Regions from separate parts of the Homo sapiens genome. Here all the other regions are linked to region 2. Evidence: chromatin contacts called from ENCODE Hi-C or POLR2A ChIA-PET data. All regions are on one chromosome and are shown on one strand. The core of a region is the stretch at or near the end of the contact, and the rest is flanking DNA. Distances in the headings are between cores, read along the strand shown. Region 1 overlaps RBMS1 (RNA binding motif single stranded interacting protein 1). Region 2 has its middle 260 kb from the start of RBMS1. Region 3 overlaps RBMS1 (RNA binding motif single stranded interacting protein 1).

Region 1 (3,320 bases), core at 813-3,312, 350 kb before region 2:
GTCCAGGATTTCATTTGCTCCATTTAATTCTTTCACCTTATCCTAATTCCAGGAAATGCTTTCTTCCTTTCCTCACAGTGTGTTCTATACTATTTTAAAGTTTACACCAAGATTTTAGAATGTGTTAAGCAAAGCATTCTGTACAGATGCGAGTTTAAAAACAAACACCCACTAAACACCTACAGATGTCCAAGGACAAAAAAAATGTTTATTTTTCTGAGTAATGCAAAGACGATATCTTTGAAAATCAAATACACAAACAAGACAAAGGAAAGAATTCAGGAAATAATTGTGCATATACTAATAATCAAACCTGTTTTCCAGCAAATTAAAAAGTAGCATTTTTCACTGATAAGAATGATCAATGCTCTTTTTACCTTCCTAATATATTTGCATGAAATAAAGAAGAAAGGATTGAAAGTCTTCCCCAGAGAGGAAGCAAATTCTGCTATCGAGGGCATAAACCATGACCAACTGTTTAAAAATATGGTGGGATCCACTTTTCTACTTCTTGGTACTTTCTTTTTTTAAAAAAATGTGGTTGAGAATTTCATTTTCAACCTCAGGTCCTTACCCTTTTTCAGGCTGCCCCTCATTCTAAACACAGTCCATTCTTAGAGGCTGTAAACACGGTCCATTCTTAGGCGACTGTGTCAAGGTCTCCCTAGACCACACAGAAGTCTCCTAGGACCACCCGCTGTTGCTTGCTCTGTGGGGACATTAATAATAGCACCTTAGAAGGATTAACAACTACCCTGTGAAGTGGGCACTATTATCTTTACTTAGCAGAAACTCAGACTTAGGGAGGTTAAGTGAAAAAGCATGCAAATGGTAGAGCCACAACTTAAGCCATAGTCTTTCAATTAGGTAGAGTGCAGGCGGAAGCATGGACCAAATGGTTCAAGGAGGTAAAATGTGAAACGTGCGTTATCAGGGCCTAAGGAATATGCTAAGGGGCAAACTTTTCAGTGGAAAAAGTAATAGTATGTCTTATTATCATGATTTTTTTTATAATGAGTTTTAAAAAGCGAATTGGATTTCCCTGAGAGAGGGCTGCTAGATTTAGCAAATTCAAAAATGCAGTGTGATGAAAATCTGGGACATACTTATACTAAAAAATTATTCACTGTTTATCTGAAATTCAAATTTAACTCAGTGTCTAGTATGTCATCTGTGAAAGCCTTTATAAAACAAACAAAAAAACACTAATACATTCAAGAGCTACAATTCCCACATCTGAAATCTGGACACTGTGGGCCACATGTCTTTGGGAGGCCAAGTAAAGGGAAGTGTAGTGAGGCCACAGCTGTTCTTGACGGGCTTTCTTTTTCCTAGTAGCAGACACAGCCCTTGACTCCAGGGACCTAGCTTTCACCATGTAGGCCACTTAAGATGTCACTGCCTCAAAACTCCAGACCTTCTCTATATGGATGCTATGAAGATTAAATATGACTGAGGTTTATACATCCTTAAAATATTTATTTATTGGGTGAGTACTTTATAAATATATTCTCAGAAACCTGGATCAGATAGACTCTTACCCTCCTAAGAAAGGTCTCAAAAATAAAAGTACTAATATATGGTGAGCCCAGTTGACAGTAATCTCTAAAAATAAGGAAAAGTAAAAAACTAGAAGTATGTTCAAAACCTGAAGTGAACTATGGAACATGTAATGAGATGCCAAAACGGTCCCTAGTAGAAAAAGTGGACAATCACGATGAATTGTACAGTTTTCAAATGGCTATGTATGGGTAGATTTTAAAATATCATCATCATGACTCATAGATCCTACCTGACCACAAATACACAGAGATAACATAACATAAAAATGGGCCAATACCTTACTTATACATACCAATTTACCTTTCTGCTACTCTCCACTAAACCTCCAATCTCTGTAGCTTGAAGACGTTTACTTTCTTTAAAACAACAACAAATTGGGACTGTTTCAGGCAGTGTTCATTTAAATATCTTCTATGCACAAGTTTAATCTTCAAACTTTAACAAAACCCAATCTACTAAACACAAATTGCTGTGAACAGAAACTGCCTGAAGAGGATTAATCAACAGCTTTGTATGTCATCCTCTAAACAAGGCCAAACACTGAATCACTGTTGAATTCCTCACGTGCAGCTACACCCAGTTAATCTTGAAGAAGGCAGTAAACTATGTAAATCTACTTAAACTGGGAAGATAAGTACTTCCCTCATCAAAAGTTAGCAACATTTAACAAGTACAACTATTGGAGGGCAAGACCATTAAACACACACAGATATAAACACACACATACACACATGCAGAAAAATTTTGCATTCACTCCCCTACCTCCAAAACCCTACTGGAAACCACTAGGACAACATACTGCTTAGCAAAAAAGGCCTTCCTACATGCCACGATGTGCAGAAACCAAAGTATGGTTGGTTTGTAACTTAGCTACCTCAAGAAAGCAGTTCCAAAATGGAAGGAAACAGGAAGAGGAGTAGCTAATAAAAGAATTCAAGAAACAACACAAAGGAAAAATGAAAATACCAATTTTCTATATCTAAAAGCCTTTGAGTATAAATCACTTTTTTTGTTTCAAAACACACTAAAATATTTTCATAGCTACAAAAGTCCTGATAAATGGTTTCATTTTGGTTTTTGGGGTGCTCTTTTCATACGATCAGATTGGATTTGCTTAATGAACACCATATACTTCAAAGTCACAGTCAACAGTAATAGAACGTACACATTTGTCCACTGAGACTTGAACCAATCATCTTTATTTAGATACTGCCTACTCGGTTATCACTCCATTCAAAAGCTTCTCACTTTGACTTGAGCTGAGCAGGTGTATTTCTAATGTGCTCACAGGCCTGTGAGGCAGGAAAATCCTGTTGATCCCAGATGATGCCAGAGATCAGTACTCCCTGATGCCCTAGCTACACTACGTGGGGGCAGGTGAGAGATGAGTACCAACCACCGCTGCTTTAACTGAAACTAGCTCACTCCTACACAGTCGACCCTCCGTATAAAGAGGTTCTGCATCCGCCTACTGTGGATTAAAAATATTTCAGGGAAAAGCAATAAAAATAGCAATAAAACAATTTGAAAATAATACAGTATAACAATTATTTACATAGCATCTACATAGTATCAGGTATTATAAGTAATCTAGAGATTAAAGAATACGAGAAGATGTACATAGGTTATATACAAATACTACGCAATTTTATATCAGGACCTTGAGCCATCCTGGAACCAATCTTCCTCGGATGCTGAGAGATGACTGTATATGTAAAATGTAGAAAGCTTTAAGAGTTGTACAATCATTCAGTACA
Region 2 (3,305 bases), core at 503-3,002:
TCAGTACAAACACACACACACAAACACACAAAATATGCACAGCTCTTCTAATATAGTCACTTGAACACACATAGAATTTAGTATTGGTGCTATTTAGCAAAGCTCAGAATAAAAACTCATTCAATCATCATTAAACAAATATTTATACAACAAATATTTATAAGTTATTGGAGAGTCAAAGATGAAAAAATAGGTTTCTTGTCTTCAAAGAGACCTCAGTATGAATTATGGTCATGAGTCTCTCTCCAACCCTTTTCCTTCGGTGTGAACCACTGGTGAATCATTCCATGGAAAATACCCAGGTCTCATTCACTTCCACTCTTTGGGGACAGACTTGCTGCACCATTAGCGTATTACCAGTCTTCTTTAAAGAAAACTCCCAAACTTGTCTTTGTCCTGGGAAGGTAGGAGTATGTACCAGAATGTGAGCACATTTTTTATTATCTCTTTCATCTCCAGGCTTCCTTTCAACCACCTGCCTTCCCTGACATCCTGCCCAAAAGGCAAAACAGAGTTTCTGGACATTTTGTTAAAAAAAAACCCAAAAAGTTGGAAAGCCCATTATTTGGACAGCACAGCCAATGTGTGTTGAAAGGCTATTCCAATGTAAGGCAGTTACAGATCAAAACTGAGCCAAGAGCTCTATGCAGGGGTGAAGGAAAAGAAATAGAGGGCAAAATGGGACGGAGGTGGCTTGACGTACAAGGTGAGGGCTTTGTAAGAATCTATAAGCTTTCTACAAACAAACATAATTTTACAATTTAATTTATTACTGGCTTTAGGGACTGTCAGTGTTGTTCTTTGGAAATTACCCATTTGAACACCTCAGAAAATCTGATGGATAAAACAAAAAGTCGAGTCTCTCTCCAACCCTTTTCCTTCGGTGTGAAACACTGGTGAATCATTCCATGGAAAATAGGAAAAATAGTAAAGAGGCTTAAGTTGTAAGTTACAAATCTGACTTTAACCTTCAAAGAGAAAGAAAAATAGTTTCTGGCTTGAAAAAGAACAATTATGCACACTTGCCTGTTTTCAGGCTCAATTCCACAAGCCCTTAGAAGATAAATCCAACTATAAATTACTATGTTAATGGACTTAGAATCCGAGTGGCACTGCATTGTTTGCTTTTTGTTTCTTTCTGCACTTGATTTGTGTTTAAAGAAGGCTTATTCCACCCTAACAAATTTATATAACGGATTTCAATGTATGTCTCCCTAATGTAAAATGATTTTTTAAAAGTACGACATTTAACAAGTAGTTTTATCTTCAAATAGCAAATATATATGTGATACATAAAACAGCAAACCAGTAAGTATTAAAGCAGGTACCGGGTTCTTCGTCACATTGTCTGGGATGCCCTTTGCGGCTTTTATTTTTTCTCTTTCTTGTTTGAGTCTTTTCAATGCTATTTTTTTAAAAACATGCAACATTGTTCCTACCTTGAAAGAGTTTGCAGAAGAAATAATGTTTTATTTTCATGTAACAAATGGAAAATAATCTAGGGCTCTTGTTTTTTAAACTGAAAACTGTAGAAATTTAGAGAGGGGCAAGGTCATTTTAGGTTATAGATATTTAATAAAGATTAACTAATTAATTAATACCCGTTTGTGAATGACCACTAGATAATGGTGAGGTTGGAACTAAGCATCGGAAAGCTGTAAAAAAGGCACTAAACAGGCATTCACTACAAGGATATGTAGGAGATGGGTGAGGGATGGGGGCAGGGTAGGCTGTGGTTGAAAAGAGCAAGTCCAAAGAATGTGATAAGATCAGAGAGGGGAGGTAGAATCTGGTGACAGAGAGACTGGAAGGAGTAAAGTGATGGTAATTTTCCTTGCCATATCTGGGGCAAGTAATAATTTGTGTCTTCAAAGGAGCTATTATTATTTTTATTGACAAGTGATTAAATCAGTAAAATCTCCAGTCTTTAGTAAAAAATAAAATCTGGGTTTCTCCAATTGAAAGAAAAAAAGATTTCCTGAGGTTTAAGCAAACACTGAGGTGAAAACTCCAGTTCTCTTTTTGGTCATGACTAAGTGATGAATCATTCTCTTCAAACATCACAATATGTATTAAATAGCATAAAAATATAATTTTCAGGCATCTTAAATATATGAAGAGCCAGTATTTCCAGCTCTTAGGAACTAAAATATGTATGGAAAGAGAATTTAAAAAAATACAAGCCTAGACAAATACTTTTTTCTCCTGCTTTCTAAGCCAATATAAAATTAGTGTAACTTTGGCTGAAAGTGGGGATTATGGGAAAGTGTAATACACACAAGATTAATTGGGTCACATTGCAAAATCCGATGACTGATTTGAACTTTCATGTTACCCAAACCAGTTTTGCTTGATTATTGAGAATCTTGAAGGTAGAAAAATCCAACTAAATAAACACTCAAAGATATTTTAGCATTTCTCAGTTTTTACTCTTACCTCAAGTTTTTCCTATGTATGAATTTAAGACCTTTAAACTTAGTTAATTATTATCTTGAAACTTATGTAAATGTGTGACTTCAGTTAAAAATACATTGCTAACTCATTAAAGGGAAATGACAAGAAACAGCATCATTTAAGTCAAGGGTTGGCAAACTTTTTCTTAAAAGGCTAGGTAGTAAATATTTTAGGCTTATAATCATTAATAACTCCACTGTTATAGAGTCAAAGAAGCTACAGACAATATATAAACAAATAAGTATACTGTGTATCAATAAAATTTTATTTATAAAAACAGGTGGTTGTCCCAGGGTCATAGTTTGACAATCTTTGATCTAAATATTGCCATCATTAAGGTAACTGGTAAGCCTCTTCCAAGCTGAATACCAGTATGAGCCCCCTCACTTCTATTTTATTACTATTTCCTGGGATGGGGAGTTGGTCCATGGAAATGGGACAATAGATGTTTTTGTGATAAACACTATTTTATTGATAAATGTTACTCCTTTTCAACTTTTCGTATTTTAATTTTTAACTCTGAAACATGTCAAACAGGTAAAAGAGTAAGAAAATAATATAACAGACACCATTATACTTACCACACTTATTTTACAGTCATGTTTTCATATTTGCTCCAGATTATTTTTTGAAGGAATAAAATATTACAGATACAACTAAATGCTTATTCCCATTCCATTCTCCTTTCTCTATGCCAAGAAATTAATCCTTCCTTTGTAGGTAGTCTTTTCTCTCTGTTTGCTTTTAGGATTTTCCTATTGTCTTTGATGTTCTGCTATCTGAGGATTCATATCTTTCATCAACTCTGAAAAATTATCAACAAATATCCCTTTGAATATTATATTTCCCCC
Region 3 (3,226 bases), core at 471-2,970, 320 kb before region 2:
TTTTCCCACTGATAGCTAAGTGTTCTTGCGGGGAGTTGTGTGTGGCAGGAGGAATGGTCTCAGAATCCAAGAATGGCCTGGGTTACCTAGGCAATAGTCTAATAAAATAGTCTAATAAAATTAGACTATTGCCTAGGTAACCCAGGCCATTCTTGGATTTATTAGTTTATTCTGAAAATCTGCTAGAAATCAGATTTTCAGAATAAACTAAGTGGTCCACATTCAAGACAGAATAAAATTCAAGTTTTGAAAGCTTTGGATCCAGACCGAATCAACCTACTAGCCAGATTCTTTTCTGAGGAAGCAAGCATCCCACTATCTTTTGGTACAAAGGTTCTCATTACCTGCAGAAGACATGCTACTTCCTCGTTTCCCACAGCAGTCACAATGCAAATGAGAACAATAAGTATAAATGTTAAGTTATAGAGGCTGGAAGCCAGGAATCTACTGGGAGGCTGTTAAGATAAATGTAGATTAAGCATCTTCTACTTGATACCTTCCAAAGTCTGTTTCATAATCTTAGGCTAAAGAACCAAATCTTTCACATGGCCCACATATCTCTGCAAGACTTGACTCATACTTATTTCTCCAGTACTATCTTGCACTATTGTCTTCCTCACCACTAAGAACCAGGTAATCTGGACTTTCAGTTCCTTATACTTGCAAGGCAACCAATCCAGCAGTATGTTTCACACATGCTATTCTCTATGCATGGAATGCTCCTTCTCTACCTCTTTGCCTAGTTAACTCCAACTTATTCTTCAAGGCTCGGCTTAAATTACTTATACCAGAAAATCTTCCCTCTTAATCCCCAGAATAGGCTGGGTCTTCCTGTTATATAACCCTCATATAGCATACTGTATATCTCCTTTTCTGGACTCACAAAGCTGCAATCTAAATTATTATTTAATGTCCATCCTTTCTGCCTCATTATAAAAGCTCTTTGAGAAACGGGGTTGTGCCTGTTTTGCTCATTGTTTTATCACCAGTGTTTTGTATAGTACAGAATAGGTATTCAATACTATTTATTGAACATGAATCTATTATATTTAAAGAATTTAAAAATGTATGTCTACATATAAACTTGCATATGTTACATTATATTATATGTACTTCTGAAGATACAAAGAAGAATCTGACAGTTTCAGTAAGAAAAAGACATGCACAAATGACCAAGTGGTAAAGCAGACTCTGATCCAGTAATATGAAGAGAACTAAATAACATACCATGGAGAACAGGGAAAAGGGGATTGACTCTAAATGGTGACCATAGGAAGCTTTGTGGAGGAGAATCTGAAAGCGCCTCTAAGAACAGGGAAGATTTATACATACATTTTTCTGGCCCACTAGAAACAGCAATGTTCACAGTGTTTGCCATCCCACTAACATTTTTCTGTTCTTCACTCTTCCTTTTCACTTGGTATTCCCGAATGCCTTCCAAACTCCAGGAAATAAAAGAAACAGTGGTTTAATGGGGGCATTGGCAATGCTTAACTCAAATAAATGACATTTTGACAATAAACTATTAGAACTGTGTGAAAACCGATTTAACTCCTTGCAGCAATAATAGCTTGGCAACTGTGTAAGAACTCAGATTAGGAACTGCAAATCAATTGTCCAAAAGAAGTCTTTTCTTAAATCCAGATATAAGGTATAAGGAATGTAAGATGTTTGGGCGGGGAAAAGGGAGTAAAGGTCACGCAGGCCACCTGGTGGCAATGTGTCAGAGAAGGAGCCAGAGCTTTGGGAAAAGTGAGGCTCACTGCCAACACTGCAGGAAATCTTTGTGACACACTGGTGTGTCATGAAACAATGATTGGGTATCACTAATAACAAGCATTTCACTTAATGGTTTGGAATTCGGATATACTACATAGCCTGCCCAACTACCCAGAACAGAGCAGAATTAGATCTGGGAAATCACCCTAGTTGCCCAATCCTCAGGGAATTCTCATCCTGTTGGATCCAGCAAGCTGAGTTACGAGCTACTCTTCTCTTCTGAGGTTCCTGGCTTCTAGCTAACTGGTCACATCTCCGGGATGAGCACCTACTCTCACTGGTTTTGATACGAATATTAAAAAAAAAAAAAATCTTTAGACTGAGTGAGGTAGCTCACATCTGTGGTCCCAGCACTTTGGGAGGCCAAGACAGGTGGATCGCTTGGGCTCAAGAGTTCAAGACCAGCCTGAGCAACATGGTGAAACCCTGTCTCTACAAAAAAATACAAAAACTAGCCAGGTGTGGTGGTGCACACCCATAGTCTCAGCTACTCGGGAGGCTGAGGTAGGAGGATCGCTTGAGCCTGGAAGTTGAGGCTGCAATGAGCCGAGATTGTGCCACTGCACGTTAGCCTGGCCCACAGTGTGAGACCTTGTCGCCAGAAAAAAACAAAACAAAACACAAAAAAACTTTAAAACAAGTTTGTTCACAGTTATGAGAACTTGAGTTCACTGAATTCAAGTTTTCAGCAACAAAATTCCATTTTTAGCTTCACAATTAAAACAAGTGAAATTTGGTCCAAATAACAAACATTAAGTGACACTGAGGTATAATTTTGATTCCTGGATTTACATACAGTATGTCAATGTTAAAGTGAAAAATAGGCTTCCGTTATGAAAGACACATTTGGTAAGCCACACTGCCTACATAAAATTTTCTGATTCTGATCTGCAGAAATGTGGCTTGGCTTTGGAGACTGTTCTTTTTCATATCATGTCTTCACAGTGCTATCTTAAAGCCTTTTGGCAACAATTCTTCATAAAGTGAATTTTAATTCCCAAGTATATTTTAATATCAATCTTTCAACACAAAGCACTATAATTTCAAAGCAGTTTGGAATATCTAGGAACATGTCTGTGCAACTGAACTGCGCTTCCTCTTAAGTATGGCATTGTGCAATCCTCGTTTACTTTGGATTATGTGATAAGGACTCAGCTCCTAATCATTTTAATCTCACATTTTTATGACCCTTTTGTTTAAAGTCAATATTTTAATTGGCATATCAAGATCTGAATGGATCTTGGATTAGAAATTGTGTTTAAATTGAGAAAAGGGCATATACTAGTCAAATGACTTCGATATGAGCACAGGAGCTGAATTTTCACTGTAGTAAAGGAGCTTGTTATAAAATAAAACGTTTAAAAGTAATGAAATAACATTCAATAGAAAAACTGTAGTCACTAGTTCATGAGAAGTGTTTAGCTGATACAGGATTCTAGTCCATTTA

What was found. Hi-C counts contacts between places; a loop is a spot of excess contacts on that map. ChIA-PET counts read pairs that join two places held with the same protein, here RNA polymerase II (POLR2A). Pooled maps may share reads with other maps.
Region 1: a pooled map shows a loop between it and region 2 (2.6-fold over the local background). The contact joins two enhancer-like sites. A Hi-C loop is called at or near these places in 2 of 168 maps with a recorded cell type or tissue (PC-3 and PC-9) and 1 of 50 pooled maps. POLR2A ChIA-PET finds 5 or more read pairs at or near these places in 3 of 52 experiments (BJ, PC-9 and Panc1).
Region 3: a map of Calu3 shows a loop between it and region 2 (7-fold over the local background). The contact joins two enhancer-like sites. A Hi-C loop is called at or near these places in 2 of 168 maps with a recorded cell type or tissue (Calu3 and MCF 10A) and 1 of 50 pooled maps. POLR2A ChIA-PET finds 5 or more read pairs at or near these places in 1 of 52 experiments (AG04449).

The regions. Positions count from the first base shown.
Region 1 is chr2:160,401,394-160,404,713 of GRCh38, forward strand. The region is part of intron 1 of RBMS1 (RNA binding motif single stranded interacting protein 1); the gene reads right to left. Among named protein-coding and RNA genes, the nearest start is that of MIR4785, 4.8 kb to the right of the region's middle. Within about 2 kb of position 2,063, at least 8 of the 41 ENCODE cell types and tissues checked have a DNase peak (open chromatin) inside an H3K27ac peak, as active enhancers do; they include PC-9, where a contact is called at or near this core.
Region 2 is chr2:160,750,924-160,754,228 of GRCh38, forward strand. No RefSeq gene overlaps it. Among named protein-coding and RNA genes, the nearest start is that of RBMS1, 260 kb to the left of the region's middle. Within about 2 kb of position 1,753, at least 5 of the 41 ENCODE cell types and tissues checked have a DNase peak (open chromatin) inside an H3K27ac peak, as active enhancers do; they include PC-9, where a contact is called at or near this core.
Region 3 is chr2:160,431,036-160,434,261 of GRCh38, forward strand. The region is part of intron 1 of RBMS1 (RNA binding motif single stranded interacting protein 1); the gene reads right to left. Among named protein-coding and RNA genes, the nearest start is that of MIR4785, 25 kb to the left of the region's middle. Within about 2 kb of position 1,721, at least 3 of the 41 ENCODE cell types and tissues checked have a DNase peak (open chromatin) inside an H3K27ac peak, as active enhancers do.